Regions from separate parts of the Homo sapiens genome. Here region 1 is linked to region 2. Evidence: read pairs that join two places in POLR2A ChIA-PET (ENCODE). Cell type or tissue: A673. All regions are shown on one strand. Each heading gives the region's core, and the rest is flanking DNA. Links, peaks and the distances in the headings are about the cores only.

Region 1 (2,911 bases), core at 187-2,686, 190 kb before region 2:
AAATCTAATGTTATATGAAGAAAGTACATCCCATAAGACTACATACAGTATAATACTATTTCTATAAAACAAAGCCTAGTAAGATAAAGCAGAATATCATTAAGTATACATTTATCTGTGATATTGCAGGTTTTGTTTTTTTGTTTGTTTGTTTGTTTTGAGATTGAGTCTCGCTCTGTCGCTCACGCTGGAGTGCAGTGGCGCGATCTTGGCTGACTGCTACCTCTACCTTTCGGTTTCAAGCAGTTCTCCTGCCTCAGCCTCCCGAGTAGGTGGGATTACAGGCGCCCACCACCATGCCCGGCTGATTTTTGTATTTTTAGTAGAGATGGGGTTTCACCGTGTTGGCCAGGCTGGTCTCAAATTCCTGACCATGATCCTCCCTCTTCAGCCTCCCAAAGTGCCTGTGTTACAGGTGTGAGCCACCATGCCCAGCCCAATGCAGGTTTTGTTTGTTTGTTTGTTTTTTGTTTTTTACAAAACTAAATGTGCTTATTGGCTGGGCATGGTGGCTCATGCCTGTAATCCCAGGACTTTGGGAGGCCAAGGTGAGAGGATTGCTTGAGCCCTAGTGAGAGCTTGTCTCTACAGAAAATTTAAAAATTAGCTGAGAATGGCGGCACACACCCATAGTCCCAACTACCCGGGAGCCTGAAGCAGAAGGATCACTTGAACCCAGGAGATTGGTCTTAGGCTGAGGTGGAAGAATCGCTTGAACCCAGGAGGTCGAGGCTGCCTTGAGCTGAGATCGTGCCACTGCACTCCAGCTTGGGCAACAGTGAGATCCTGTCTCAAAAAAAAAACGTGCTTACCGTATCGTTCAACAGTTGCATTCTTGGGTATTTATTTCAGGGAAATTAAAACTCAACACAAAACCTGTACATGAATGTTCACAGCAGCTTTATTCATAGTAGCCAAAAACTGGAAACAAACCAAATGCCTCCAATAAACTGGCACACCCATACAGTGGAACAGTACTGTGCAATAAAAAAAAAAAAAAAAAGGAACTGTTAATAAATGCAGCAACTTGCTTGATCACAAGAGAATTAAGCTGAGTGAAGAAAGCCAATCTCAAAAGGTTACATACTATATGATTTCATTAATATAACATTCTTGAAGAAACAGAATAGTGGAGATGAAGACTATATTAGTGGTTGCCAGTGGTGAGAGATGAGGGAAAACGGTGACTGGCTATCAAAGGGTAAGGATCCTCATGATGGAACTGTTCTGTATCTTGACTGAGGTGGTGGTCACATGAGTCTGATTAAATTGCATAGAACTAAGCAAACAAGTACATGTAAAGGTGGTGAAATCCTAATAAAGTCAATTGTTAATTTTTTTTCCATGAAACCTGTACAACAAATTTTCTTATTTTAATGTTAATTTTCTGATTGTGATACAGATATGCAAAATGTTATGGGGAAAACTAAAGTATACAGGATCTCTGTTATTTCTTAGAACTGCATATAAATCTAAAATTGCCTTAAAATTAAAAAAAAAAATTTTCAAAGTTGCAAAGCTCTAAATTGTGCACTAAGGAAAAGATTTGGGAGACCATAGTCAATATGACAGAGTTTTCTACTGTCCTGGAATGTAAAAATTGAGCCCATATGAAAGGGCTTGTAACAGGCCTTTGGGGGATTTTTTTTTAACCAATACCCAGCCTTTCTATACCCATAGCCAATATTGTATATAATATATTATGAGTTTATATTTTTTTCTGGGTTGCTAATCAGTAGCTTCCATCAAATTCTCAGAGGGACCCATGATTCCAAAAAAAATAAAGAACCTATTGGCTTTGTGCTCTTGCTTGAAACAATAAGTAATTTGATAAATAAAACAAATGAAGTTGTTTTGCAATAGTAAGCTTATGGGACTTCTGATTCCAAAAGATGATACCAACAGAAAAGTTGAGAATTATAAATTTGGGGATGATAAAGTCATGTGAGTTGTTTAAGGGAAGTTGAGGGTGTTAACCATACTTTTTTGTATTTGTTTTTTTTTGAAACAGGTTCTCACTATGTCACTCAGGCTGGAGTGCAGTAACGCAATCTTGGCTCACTGCAACCTCTGCTTCCCGGGTTCAAGCGATTCTTGTGCCTCAGCCTCTCAAGTAACTGGGATTACAGGCGCATGACACCACACCTGGCTAATTTTTGACAGGCAGGCGGCACCACGCCTGGCTAAGTTTTGTATTTTTAGTAGAGACAAGGTTTCACTGTGTTGGCCAGGCTGGTCTTGAACTTCTGACCTCAGGTTATCTGCCTGCCTCAGCCTCCCAAAGTGCTGGGATTATAGGCGTGAGGCACCACACCCAGCGGCACATTTCTTTTTTTTTTTTTTTTAAGGAGATGGAGTCTTGCTCTGTCACCCAGGCTGGAGACTGGAGTGCAGTGGCATGATCTCGGCTCACTACAACCTCCACCTCCCGGGTTCAAGCGATTCTCCTCTCTCAGCCTCCTGAGTAGCTGAGACTACAGGAGCGCGCCACCACGCCCAACCAGTTTTTAGATTTAGCTAGAGTAAATCTTTAAATCTTTAGTAGAGACAGGGTTTCACCATAGTAGAAACAGGGTTTCACCATGTTGGCCAGGATAGTCTCGATCTCCTGCCCACCTTGGCCTCCCAAAGTGCTGGGATTACAGGTGTGAGCCACCGCGCCCCAGCCGGTACATTTCTTTTAATTCGGTTAATGATTATAGATGCCTGTTGTGTATCAAGCATTGTACTGTACTAAGAATTACAGACACTCAGCAATGGAAGGAGTCCAGAGATTGTTAACAACAGGCAAAGGAGGAGTGCTGTGTTTAGAAGTGTAGAACCAAGTATAGTGGGAGTCTAGAGGAGGGTATGAAATGAACCCTGACCTTTTAGAGCAGTTCTGAGAATCTTGCTCTCCTAGAAATACTCG
Region 2 (2,911 bases), core at 219-2,718:
GGCCAGACGATGGAAGACAGACCTTTGGAGGGACCTGCCTGCTGCAGATGAAAATCCTGGAGGACCAGACCCCCAGAGGTTTAAAACCTAGGAACCATTGTCCCAGGAAGTCCAGGACACAGCTGTCTGCACTCTATGAGGACTCAAATATTAAGGAGATGTCTCCCAGAAAACTAGACCACAAAGAGCCTGACTGCCGAACAGTCAGGACACAAGAGTTGGGCCTCTCAGAGGACCACATCATCTGGGATGGTACCTTGGGGGGGCCAGAGCATAGTGTCCTCGATCTCTGGAGGACTAAACCACCCAAAGGCCAGGCCCCCACTGATAGAAGCTCCAGAGATGGAACCTCCAATGAGCCTAGTCATGAAGGACAGAAAAAGCAGAGGACTATACCATGGAGATCAAAGTCACCTGAGATTCTGTCTTCTACAAAGGCAGGCTGTACAGGAGAGGAACAGTGGAGGGGCAGGCCATGGAAAACAGAACCACCTGGCTAGACCCTAGGAAGCCAGGAGAGGATCAGGTTCCAAAGGGGAATGCTATGAAAGGGCAGTGAGACAAGACCTCATCCTACCTCCCTGACCAGCTCTGGCTTCTGCTCCTGCCCCTGGCCATTGGTGACTAGTGGGGCCAAGAGAAGCTGGAGCAGAGAGCTGGCATGAGTATAGGGAAGGAGGAAGGACACATTTTCAATCCTCTGCCTGTAGCTCAATCCAAATTTGTGGATAAGGGGCCGGGTGCAGTGGCTCACACCTGTAATCCCAGCACTTTGGGAGGCCAAGGTGAGTGGATCACCTGAGGTCAGAAGTTTGAGACCAGCCTGACCAACATGGTGAAATGAAACCCCATCTCAACTAAAAATATAAAAATTAGCCAGGCGTGGTGGTGCATGCCTGTAGTCCCAGTTACTCGGGAGGCTGAGACAGGAGAATCGCTTGAACCCAGGAGATGGAGATTGCAGTAGGCCAAGATGATGCCACTGCACTCCAGCCTGGGCTACAGAGCGAGACACGGTCTCAAAAAACAAATGTGTGGCTAAGGAGTTACCTGGGGGAAGTAGAATGAGAGGTCTGTTGGGAATAAAGGTTTTTCTTAGATTCTGAGTCTGGCTGCTTTCATTTCTGCTTCTGGCCAGGACAGATTCTGGGCCCTGCCGTTCACTTCCTACTGGCATGGGGCATTGACCCCGGAGCCAGCTGGGAGCCATGGCCCAGGAAAAGATCTAGCCATCCTCCTTAGGGAACAGCTCCCAAAGCTGATCCCCAATTGAGCTCAGCCTTGTGCTTTAGAGTGGCAAGGAGGCTCTGGAGAGTAGGGTAACACCTATGTTTAAGTGTGATCTCCCCAGGGCAGATGGGATAAAACCCTGAATGCAGATAAATGCTCCTGCCACAGTCTCCCTCTGCCTTCCTGGGTGAGAGGGCAGGACTCCACCTCTGATTGGCAATGTTCCCAGCCCTTCCTTGGTTGCCTGGCAACAGGTCTGTTTCTCTGACTGAGGATACACTATGGCAGGTGGCAGTCCAGCAGCCAAGAGGGTAGTGGTGTACCGGAATGGGGACCCATTCTTCCCAGGCTCCCAGCTGGTGGTGACTCAACGCCGCTTCCCCACCATGGAGGCCTTCCTCTGCGAGGTGACATCAGCTGTGCAGGCCCCACTGGCTGTGCGTGCCCTCTACACACCTTGTCATGGCCACCCTGTCACCAACCTGGCAGACTTGAAGAACAGAGGGCAGTATGTGGCCGCTGGATTTGAACGATTCCACAAGCTCCAGTGAGTGGGCTGGGGCTGGTCAAACAGCCTAGCAAGGGAGGTAACGGCAAGAGCGTGTATTCAGTACCTACCATGTATGTACCAGCATGTTACTGGTACTTACTGAACTCTATGTAGGGGGGGTGGTTTTGCCTCCATTAGAAAGGGAAAACAGACAGAAAACCTGCCTAAAAGTACATAACAAATAGTTGAACTGAAATTCAAATAGAATTCTGTGTGTTACTAATGTTTATGCCCATCACAGCCAAGATCAGCCTGTGGGAAGACCACTCTCCCACAGGGTGAGCCCCTTTTTCCAAAAGCTCTTCTTGCTTGGACCCCCTATCACTGAACACTCTAAATCCACCCATCCATTCCTCCCCACTGTGCATAGGCATCCCAGACTCTCCCGTTAGGCTAGGGCCATCCTCTGTTGCAGGAGGAGACTGTCTCCCAGGGTGGGAGAAGAATTTGAGTACCTGAGTCTCTGACTCATGTCTGGCTTCCAGGTCCTACTCTTAGCTCTCAGCTGAGGTTGCTTACTATAATGTAAGGATCAAGAGGGAGTAAGTGGCTGGGCACGGTGGTTCACGCCTGTAATCCTAACACTTTGGGAGGCCAAGGCGGGTGGATCACCTGAGGTCAGGTGTTCGAGACCAGCCTGGCCAACATGGCGAAACTCTGTCTCTACTAAAAATACAAAAATTGGCCAGGCACGATGGCTCACACCTGTAATCCCGGCACTTTGGAAGGCCAAGGCGGGCAGATCACCTGAGGTCAGGAGCTCAAGACCAGCCTGACCAACATGGAGAAACCCCATCTCTACTAAAACTACAACATTAGCTGAGCGTAGTGGCGCATGTCTGTAATCCCAGCTGCTCGGGTGGCTGAGGCAGGAGAATCGCTTGAACCTGGAGGCAGAGGTTGCAGTGAGCCGAGATCGTGCCACTGCACTCCAGCCTGGGCAATAAGAGTGAAACTCCATCTAAAAAAAAAAAAAAAAAAAAAAATCAGCCAGGCCTGGTAGCACGTGCCTATAATCACAGCTACTCAGGAGGCTGAGGCAGAAGAATCGCTTGAACCCGTGAGGCGGAGGTTGCAGTGAGCTGAGATCGCACAACTGCACTCCAGCCTGGGGGACAGAGTGAGACTCTG

The links. Peaks named below come from ENCODE experiments on the same cell type or tissue, not always from the same donor. Only the 100,000 strongest peaks of a DNase experiment are listed, where the experiment ranks them.
Region 1: POLR2A ChIA-PET joins it to region 2 with 10 read pairs; 5 of 35 experiments call an interaction of 5 or more read pairs at or near these places.

The regions. Positions count from the first base shown.
Region 1 is chr1:32,019,631-32,022,541 of GRCh38, forward strand. The region is part of intron 1 of KHDRBS1 (KH RNA binding domain containing, signal transduction associated 1); the gene reads left to right. Among named protein-coding and RNA genes, the nearest start is that of KHDRBS1, 7.2 kb to the left of the region's middle. In A673, for the core only: no CTCF peak of the experiment used is centred there; no DNase peak of the experiment used is centred there.
Region 2 is chr1:32,207,583-32,210,493 of GRCh38, forward strand. IQCC (IQ motif containing C) reads left to right here. Exons shown (of 5, transcript NM_018134.3): 5 at 1-1,100. The coding sequence ends at 500. It overlaps DCDC2B (doublecortin domain containing 2B), which reads left to right and starts at 1,507. Exons shown (of 9, transcript NM_001099434.2): 1 at 1,507-1,777. The coding sequence starts at 1,512. In A673, for the core only: no CTCF peak of the experiment used is centred there; a DNase peak (open chromatin) is centred at 1,479.